2 separate regions of the Homo sapiens genome follow, and region 2 is linked to region 1. The links are chromatin loops, found by intact Hi-C in ENCODE. Cell type or tissue: heart left ventricle. All regions are shown on one strand. Region 1 holds the start of LOC124904938 (a long non-coding RNA gene). Region 2 has its middle 26 kb from the start of ZBP1.

Evidence for each region. Hi-C counts contacts between places; a loop is a spot of excess contacts. Peaks named below come from ENCODE experiments on the same cell type or tissue, not always from the same donor. Only the 100,000 strongest peaks of a DNase experiment are listed, where the experiment ranks them.
Region 2: a loop joins it to region 1, with 5 times the contacts of the local background. A loop is called at or near these places in 72 of 110 quality-filtered maps.

What each region holds. Positions count from the first base shown.
Region 1 is chr20:57,379,250-57,384,249 of GRCh38, reverse strand. RBM38-AS1 (RBM38 antisense RNA 1) reads left to right here. Exons shown (of 2, transcript NR_149006.1): 2 at 1-90. LOC124904938 (a long non-coding RNA gene) reads left to right here and starts at 1,646. Exons shown (of 2, transcript XR_007067671.1): 1 at 1,646-5,000. RefSeq lists an enhancer at 2,183-2,477. In heart left ventricle, a CTCF peak has its summit at 2,290 (motif pointing left); a DNase peak (open chromatin) is centred at 2,289.
Region 2 is chr20:57,592,294-57,597,293 of GRCh38, reverse strand. No RefSeq gene overlaps it. Among named protein-coding and RNA genes, the nearest start is that of ZBP1, 26 kb to the left of the region's middle. RefSeq lists silencers at 49-222, 243-302. In heart left ventricle, CTCF peaks have their summits at 188 (motif pointing left) and 2,790 (motif pointing right); DNase peaks (open chromatin) are centred at 153 and 2,811.

The DNA.
Region 1 (5,000 bases):
GAATCGCCTGAACCCGGGAGGCAGAGGGCGCACTGAGCTGAGATCACGCCACTGCAGTGCAGCCTGGACGACAGGGCGAGACTCAGTCTCAAAAAAAAAAAAAAAAAAAAAGACACCAGAGAGTGCTGCCGCCAGTGAGCTGACGGAATCCGCAGTGTGGATTCGGGCCCGTAGGATGCTGGGGATTGTCAGTGCCTTCTTTGAGCTTTGTCTCCTCCCATACTGCCTCCTCTGCACCACAGTCAGGAGGGAAAAAGAATAAAAGATTAAGAATGCAGGTCAGTTCTTTTTCGGGAGCCGATTTACATTTTAAGCAAGTATGCAACAGGTGTTTCTCATTGGCTTTCGAAACAGCCCTCACCTGAAAAAATATTTTTCAATAGATTGATGCAAAATTCACAATAGGCTCTTAGACTGTGGTGATGGTTTCATGGGTGTATGTTTATCTCCAAACTCATCAAGTTGTATAAGTTAAATATGTACAGCCTTTTATATGTCACACTTCAATAAAGTGTAAAAACTCACACAGTCGGCTACGAAACTGTTTACACTGCCCATATTTGCCTTACAGTGACCTAACACCTGTCATAATAAAACCCTCAAAGGTGCAGCCACAACCTCTCCTGGCTTCTCCCATCTCCGTGGGATAAATGTAGGCCGTGAGATAGGGGAACCGCAGTGAGCAGGAAGACCTCGCAGAGCTGTGAAACATTGCCAGGCTCTGATTAACAAGCCAGTACCTTGCAAGGAAATACAATGCTTGTGTTGAGACTGCCTTTCCTAAACACTATAGCCAGGCCCTGGGGTCTGGGGCTTATACAGCTTTTTAAGAGCCTACAAAAATGTTGAAGGGCAGAGAGGTAGAAAGAAAGAAAAAGAGAACTGGCTTGAAGATATTTAAAAACAACAACCCCAGCCTGGGTGTGGTGGCTTACACCTGTAATACCAGCACTTTGGGAGGCCAAGGCGGGAGGACTGCTTGAGCGCAGGAGTTTGAGATCAGCCTGGGCACACACGGTAAAACCCTGTATCCACCAAAAATACAAAAAAATAAAAAATAAATAAAAAACAGAGCCTGGTGTGGTGGTGCACACTTGTAGTCTCAGCTACTCAGGAGGCTGAGGTGGGAGGATACTTGAGCCCGAAAGGCAGAGGCTGCAGTGAGCCGAGATTGCACCACTGCACTCCAACCTGGGAGATACAGCAAGATGCTATCCTCCCCCCAAAAAAACCAAAAACAAACAAGAAAAATCCCCAAATTAATCCGTTTAAGTAAAGGCCTACAAATGTAATACTGGAGACCTCACAAACTATTTAGTGTTCTAATATCCAATCAATTTGAAAACAATTTGTAGCTTTGTAGGAAACGCTGCACTTTGTGAGAAATTCCCTATTATTCGAGGTCATGATTAAGAAATCAACATGGAGTGTACGCTTACGGCCAAATCATTTCAGAAGTAAAATAGGAAAGTTTTTCAAAGAATTTGCCTTCAAAACAATGTGTATTTAAAGCAGGATGTGGGTGCATTTTAATATTTGGTGTGGAGTGGTGGGTGACACCTCCAAAAGTCAGATGACCTAGTGCAGTGATGTCCCAGAGAAAGATGAATACAACATGAGCCACGAATGGAATCTACAATTTCCAGTAGCCACATTTTAACAAATATAAGCAGGGGAAAGTTAAATTATCCAAAATAGTATCATTTGAATGTGTAATTGGTATGAAAATTAATGGCATTTACATTAATTTCAAGAGCATGTGTTTAGTTCATTTTTTTTGGCGCTAAGCCTTTGAAATCTGCTGTTTTAGGTTTACATCTCAATTCCAACGGGCCACAGAGCCTCAAAGTTACTAACACGAGTCTTAAAGTGACCTGTTTGCCACCACCAGGGATTTGTGTTTCCCATATCACGGCAGGGATGATGCTATGGGGCACGGGAGTGCTCAGAGGCCCCCACACCGCGGGCGCCAAGGCTTCAGTGTTCCACGAGGAAACCATCGCGGACATTAAGTTTGAAACAGAAAAATCAGGGTCCCACCTCTGACAAATTATCTCCTTTAGCATTTTCCAAGGAGGCCTTCAATCTAAGTGTGTTATTTTTAAGACGATTCTTCTGACAGCATAAGCAATGTTTTGATTCTACTTCCCAAATATCCTAAAAGCTTAGCAACACAACAAAAAATGGAAGGGGGTGGCCAACACTTCATTTCTTTTAATGAACTCAAGTCTGTGAAACTGAACACAGAAACACATGCTCCAATGTTGGCATTGGGGCCATTCGCGCCATCTGCTGGCCAGACCTAAGCACAACACCCGGCTCCTGGGGAAAGAATCTTAGAGACAAGCAAGATCTCCAGTCACTTGGTCTCTGGACCTTTTTGTCCCGCCTGTATACCGACAGCACAGCCCCATTGAGCAGGAGACTTCTCATGGATGTCATCCTCACTGGCACTCGTAGTAGCAGCTACATTCAAACTCCACATCACGGGCCAGCCACAGGGGCACTTTTACGCTTTAACTCTTTGACTACTCACACAACCATTATGATAGCTACTTTTAATGTCTCCCATTTTACAGATGAGGTCACTGAGGCTCAGAGGGTTAAATCACAGGCTTAAACAAAGGGTAAATCACATGTTAGCAAAGTTGGTGACAGAGTTGGAATTGAAGGTGGGCAGTCCAATTTCAAGTACATGTTTTTTTGTTTTTTGAGACGGGGTCTCACTCTGTCGTGATCTAGGCTCACTGCAATCTCCACCTCCTGGGCTCAAGCACTTGAGCAATTCTCACGCCTCAGCCTCCCCAGTAGCCGGGATTACAGGCAGGTGCCACCGTGCCCAGCAAATTTTTGTATTTTTAGTAGAGACGGGTTTTGCCTTGTTGGCCAGGCTGGTGTGGAACTCTCGGCCTCAAGTGGCCCGCCTGCCTCGGCCTCCCAAAGTGCTGGGATTACAGGCATGAGCCACCGCACCCAGCCCCCTGTTCTTAATTGCAATGTTATAAGGTTATTTCAAATATAATTAATATAATCATCCCTCCCATTTTGGGGAGACCTCAAGTGCAGTTATGGCTTAGTACTTGAGGTCACCGAAGCTAAGAACTCATCCTAAACCATACAAAAAGTGACAGGCACAGAGAAGAATCCCACCCCAGGATATGAAAATATCTCATACATACATAGATTCTGTGATTTTGTGTGGCTCCACTAAAAGAAACGCTCACTGCAACAACTACGTTCATTTCACAACCTACGAATGGGTCATGAGTGAATTCGGAAAAGGCTGGCTTAGGCACTCCCGAGTGTTCAAGAACATGTGTTTAGTTCATGTTTTAGAGTCTCTCCTCCAAAAGAGACGAAAATTTTGGTTGAATGAGAAAAACAAACATTTCCTACATGACTCAATAAAATTTCTTTGAGACAGGGTCTTGCTTTGTTGCCCAGGCTGGTCTGGAACTCCTGGCCTCAAGTGATCCTCCCGCCTTGGCCTCCCAAAGTGCTGAGACTCCAGGCGTGAGCCACCACGCCTGGCCCTTGCTGTTTACCTTCTCTTGGTGGTGATTTTCTGGTGAAAGTCAGCAAGCTCACTGCCAGCAGGCCAGGCACTTGCCGCATCCTTTGTTCTTCCTCTGCCAGAGGATCTCTGGTGTGAAGCTAACCCGAAAACGGGGTGAGGCAGGCGGGTTCAGCTGGCCCCTTTGACTGAGAGGGTTTTCACAGGCAGGCTCACATGCACACGTGCACACACGTGAGCACAGGCTCACAGACAGGTGTCTCACACAAACCCACCACAGCTCCATCCTGCTTCCAACCAAACATGACAGGAACCGAGTGCACCTTCCTGTGCCCACCCTAAATCCCTGCCACCTTGTTGCAGCAGCATCTTTACACAAAGTTCTTCCCATGAGGCCCTGTTCCCACAGTGAGGAACCAAGGAAGCGATGTTACAACAAAGACTGGGAGGAAAGCCAGGCAAAACCAAGCAGAAAATCAAGGGAAAGGTGAGTGTTCATGGTGGCATCCTGGTGGCAGGCAGATGGCAGGTGTATGTTCACTGCCAAAACCCTTTCCACTTTTGTGGATGTTTTAAAATTTTCATATGTTGGAAAAAATTAAGTGAAAGAACACAATTTGTCTTCTCCATGAGGTTTATATACTTTACTTTCAACGAAAGCAGCTCTTAACAGGGTGTGCAGTCAATATTTAATGGCAGGACGGCTTGACATTTAGTGAAACAAAGAGCCAAGATTACACTAGTATCTCTTTGAAGTAGAAGATGCCATCAAACTTATGAATACTTAATGAGCACCTACTGCATGCAACTTACAGGTGCCTGCAAAGATGCTGAAGTTTAAGATGAAGAGTTCCTCTAAGACTTCATATGCATTTTAGGAAACATGAACATAAATATTTGAAGAAGCTTAACGATCTCAGTGAATACTTCCTAGATCCTCATTAGCAAACATGTAGTGTGCTTTTATGCTTTAGGTCCTGGGCAGCAGAGAAATGAGCCTGGGCCTCATCTAGGGTTCACATCCTGGTGGCAGCAGAGCTCCCTCCCAGGTTCTGACAGCCCAGTCCAATCTTGGATTTATGCAAATGTTTTAAATTTGCCAATTACAAAAACTATCCCCTTGGGGAGGTGGCAAGGTCCCATCCTGGGAAAGCGCACTCTAAAAGGCCTGCAATTTAGACTCATTTTCCACCCTAGCCCGTCACTAGGGGTGGTAAAAACAATGAAACTCTGGCTAAGCTAAAGCTGAATATGAAAGTTGGCTGCTGAGATAATCAAGCTTCAATCTCCCCTCACAGCAGTCTTATGCTAGCTAGATCTTCCCCACGTTGATAAGACCACAGGCTTGATTCATAAAGTGAAGAGGAAAATGAGCTGGAAACCGTTAACCTGAAAATTCAGATATTTTTCTAGTGCACCTGCTTTTTTATCTCTAAAAAATAAGTTTTCGGGCTAAAAAAACAGGGCTGGAGAGTGGGTGGGTCTG
Region 2 (5,000 bases), 210 kb before region 1:
AGCTGTGGCCCCAGCTGTGACCCCAGCGGCCCCACCCGGGCTCCCGGAGAGTTAGGGCCAAGCCAGCCCCCGCCCGCGCCCTCCGCAGGTCTCGACTGCAGGGGCGGCCTGGAGGGGAGGAGCGCGGAGCCGGCCTTTCACAGCCTTGGCCCGAGCGCCCTCTGCTGGCCGCACGCCGCCGGCCGCCGCTCACCAGGCTGGGCTCGGAAACTTCCAGGGCCTGAGGTGGGGTCAGGCGGGGTGGGGGGGATCCCGTGTGACCCCCTCCTGTTCCTTCCCCACAAAGCAGCCAGACACACGTGTTTCCCCCACGGTTCCGGGGTGGTGCACATAAGCCTGCAGCCGGTCCACAGGCCCCAGGTGAAAGTTCCTGTTCTGCCCTCCCGGGCCGGGGGCGGGCTCCTTTCTGGCTGATGCCCGTGCCCCAAATTTGGGGGAAGGAGCACAAACCCAGCACCCTTCAGAGGCTGATTTTCTTCTATCGTGGGGAACACCCCTGCAACCTGGGTACCCCCGCTCAAGTCCCCAGTCCAGCTCCTGCGTGACTCCCAAGGACCCTACCTGCAAGCCCATCTGTGGCATCGAAGTCCCGACCCTGCGGGAGCTGATGCCCCCCGGACTCCCGCAGGCACTAACTCACTTCATCCTCCCACCGACTCCACGAAGAAAGGAATCTTTACCCCGTTTCACATGGAGAAAACTGAGGCACAGAGAGGTTAAGCTACTTGCCCAAGGTCACACAGCCAGTGAATGGCCCTCTAGGATTAAACCCAGGGCACAAAATGAGTACAGTCGACCTCCAAGTGTGGAAGAAAACCCACATCATCAACCCCTGTCTGGGAGGTAGGGAGGTGGGGCGGTGCCTCATTTGCAGGACCTGAAGAGAGGGCCCATTTGAGCTTACAGTCAGCCCACAGGCCCCTCTCTGGCTCACCAAGTGGGTGGATGCCTCCCAGGTCTACACAACAGTGTAGGGCCAAAGATACAAACTTGGACCACCCCAGACTCAAGGTTTTGCCCAACCATTTTCTAGCTGTGTGACCTTGGGCAAGTACCTAGTCCTCCTGCGCCTCCGTTTCCACATGTGCAAAATGGGGTGATCATCTGTGTTCAGGATGAAACTAGCAGGGGCCTGCCTCGTTGGTGCGGCCGCATCAGTGCTGTGGGTAATGGTCCCTCACCACGCCCCATCCTGAGCCACCCCCTTCTCTCCATCTGGCCCCTCCTTCTCTGACTCCTAGTCTAGCTCCTTGTTTGAGTCTGACAATGTGCTCAGGTAGGATGGATTCAGAAGCCATATCTGCCCCAAGCCTGGTGGACAGCGGGTTTACCCTCTGTGCTGTGACATGCCCAAGTGACCCGCTACCTTGAACCTCAGCACCCCCCACCAGCGTGCACCACACACACATACACACAGCTCAGTGCCCAGGTAGGGCCCAGGCCTCCAGACAGGGCAACTGCTTCCCATCTCACACACACAGCACCACGGCCACACTCTGCTGAATGTCACCTCCTCCCACTCTGCCCAGAGGTCCTGGAGTCACTGACAAAGGAAAGAGGCCCCCAACAAGACCTCCCCGAGTGGCAGCCAGGCCTGGGCCCCAGAGGGCTCCGCCACTGACCAGGTGTGAGATGTTACAAGTGTCATTGAATCCCTGAGTCTCAGTTTTCCCATCCGCAAAACGGGGTTAAATGAGATCATCGGTGGAGAGCCCCAGAGCAGGGGACGTCAGTGGGTGTCAGGGGACGTGGCTGTGTTGTCACAGCGCCCGTGGTTCCTGGCACAGCCACAGCCTCATGAATAGCAAAGGGTGATCTAACTCGGCACCCAATAAGTCAGGCCCCACCATGACCCCCAAGGAGGCATTTCAGCCCTTCGGCAGGTGACGAGAACAGGCCCCCATCCTGCAGCCGGTGACGAGAGCACAGGCCTGGGGGGCCGCAGTGCTCTTGTCCCACACCCTGTGGTCCTTTGAATGGTAACAAAGCTGACAGTTACCAAGGGCTGACCACAGGCCGAGCCCTGCGTGGAGTGCTTTACAAAGACCACCTGTTGAACACAAAACAGCCCTGTGAAGCATATGACCTGCCCGTGCGTCCATTTCAGGCAGTGTAAACCAAACCCTCAGGCTCCAAGAGGGGCCCCGGGCAGTTCACAGGGTGAGTAGCAAGTGCCCCTATGCTCCCAGCTTCAGACACAGGGAGGCGGGGGGCTGGCACCATGAAGTTTACCCCTAAATGTGGATTTGTCAAAACCCGTTTTGCACCAGAGAAATGAGGGCTTTGAAGTTCCTGTCTTCCCCAAGGGAGGCAAAAACAAAATGAAAAAACTCTGGAAAACTCACTTTGCTCCAAAGAAATCCAACCTACAGGGGCTCAGTCGACCTCAATCACTTTCTGGCCACACCCAAAGTGCGTGCACAGCTGCAGGAATGATGTTGTAAAAGTATATTCATTGGCACGAAAGAGAGCCACGATCTAGCGGTGAGTGGGAAACAGCTCGGCAGGTTGCAGACTCTCTGTGGGGTATGATTCACTTTTTGTATGAAAATGCCTGGATGGATGAAGAAAAGTCTAGAAAGAAATCCGTGCACATGTGAAGAAAGGTTTGTTCTGGGTGCGAAATTCCAGGTGGTTGCTTTCTTTTGGCTTTATCTGGGTTTTCTACTGTATCTGCAAGGTAAACATATTAATTGTGTAACCACAAACATCTACAAAATCGGAAGTGACCTAAAGGGACCGGCCTACTGAGCCTTGGCCACCGTGGACCCCGGCCTGGGCTGAAGCGGCCACGGCCTCAGCTCTAGCCACCAGGTGGCGCCCTTGATCTGTTTTTGCAAAAAAAAAAAAAGGCCCACAGAATTCGCAGGGCAGGAGGGCGCGGGGGCAAGGATGCCGCCCTCTGCCTCAATTCGGTTCCAGACCCCTGGACCAGGGGCTGGTCCCCGAGGTCCCATCCAGGGTCAGAGTTTCTGATTCTGAGACCCCCTACACCCACCCCATCTCTGCAGACCCTCAAATCCCAAGTCAGGCCGTTCGTCTGCGGAGCACAGGTGATGCTCTGCGCATGCCCGTCTGCCCAGAGGTGATGGCCTCAATGCGTCCTTCAGAGGCTTTGGGTCCAGTCCCTGCAGGGGCTGCCAGGGTCCATCTGTTCTGGAGGCTTCCCACCCACTTCTGAGACCTCTCCTCTGGCTCACCTCGGGGACTCGGTTCAAACGACCCCTCTCCCAGCCCAGGCGCTCTCTACTGTGTCCTGGTCTATCTGCTTGTGAGCACTCAGAGGGATCTGCCATTATTTTATTTCCTATTTCTTTAATTACAGTCTCTGTCCTCTGATGACACTCCTGTCTCCACCAGGGTAGGGGTCTCATCAGTCAGTTCCCCACGGGCTCCCCAGGGCTGAGAACTATGTCTGGCCCACAGTAGCACTCAATATGCACCTCTTGAATGAGTGAAGGAATGAACTCCCACAGGTGACTCTGATGCCCAGTGGGTGTGGAAACCTGGCCGATTAACCTGTCCCTTGGGGCCTTTCAAGATCTGGCCCGACCCACGCATCTTCCTTTTCTTACACCTTCTTCCTCGTTTGCTCCAAGGATCTAATTACTGCAGCTAGGAACACCCCTCTCCAGCCTCCCGGCCTCCGTTCAGTCAGTGCCTTCTGCCTGGATGTCCTGCCTCTTAACTTGGCCCATTGCCCTCCTCCTCCTCCCTGTAGCCCTCCCGGGCCTTTCCCTGAGTCGGAGTTTCTCTCTGTGTCCTGTAAACTCTACCCCACATCTCATGGGCCCCTCGTGTTCTGCTTGAGACACTCGTGTCTTCTCAAACGAGCAGCACCATTCCGGGGGCCAGGCCTGCACTAAGACCCTAGTGTGAGTGGTGGCTGACATCTGCCAAGGAGCTGGATGCAAATCACAGCTCCAAGGCCCCGCCCCCAGGCGCTGTGCGGGGAAGTTGGGTGTGACCAGGGGTTCAGCAGCCCCTCCCCAGGAGGCTCTGACACAGGCTGTGGCTGGCAGCCTTGGGGACTCACCTCTTACTTGGCCCAGGTCCTGGGGTGAGATTAAGAACAGAGAAGGGGCAGTTCCTGACCTTGGCCCTTTGTGGGACCCGGGGCTGAAGGGTAAATCGAGGCCTCCTGGTCCTCCTTGTTCTGCGGCAGAGCTGTCTGGGTAGCTGAGCCCTCTCCCAGGCTGCTTGGCTCTGGGCAGGTGCCCACCCACCCCGTGCCTGGTTTCCCATCAGCACTGACCTCGCAGAGTTATTATGGGGGTTTTAGGGAGTGGACACCTGTCACGCTTGGACAGGCCTGACACACAGCAAGTGAGTGTTTGTTGGACAAGAAAAAGCCTCACACAGAGAGCAAGCCCTCGAGTGAGGCACGCTCCCACCCAAAGAGGTGGCAGCTGCAGCAGGCTCGCCCGGCTTCGCATCCCTGCTCTGCCACCTGCCTGCAAGCCACCCTCCGAGCCTGGGTTTCTGCTTTTGTCATGGGGACCCTCATCCCGCTTGTTCTCCCACTGCACCATGAGCTCCCCAAGGCCCGGTGTCCTCTCACCTTTGTGCCCTCAGCTGGCGGCCCCTGGGTGCCATCTCTTCCCTTCCTTTCTCTGGCCCCTGTGCCCAGCCAGGCCGGTCCCATCCCCCCAGCCCACTGTGATTCCTGGACCAGGGCCATGGCAGCCAGGATGCATCTCGGATTCCCTGGGGGCCACAGTTGGGTCCGGAAAGATCAAGGTGCCCGGTAAGCCCCACAGCCTCTGAACCCACTTCCTGGGCTGCCACGCACCCCCACGCAGAACCAAGTGCACGATCTCTGGACCTCAGCTGGGGTTTGAATCCCACTAACCAGTGGGGGACTTTGAACAAGGACTTCACTCCAAGCCGGGGTATTTACAAAAACCCAGGTCTGGGTCCAGGTTCCGAGGTGGTGGCCGATGTTCCTCTTGAAGTCACCAGATTAAGCATTGATTTTTCTGGCTGATTCCAGTTTTGGA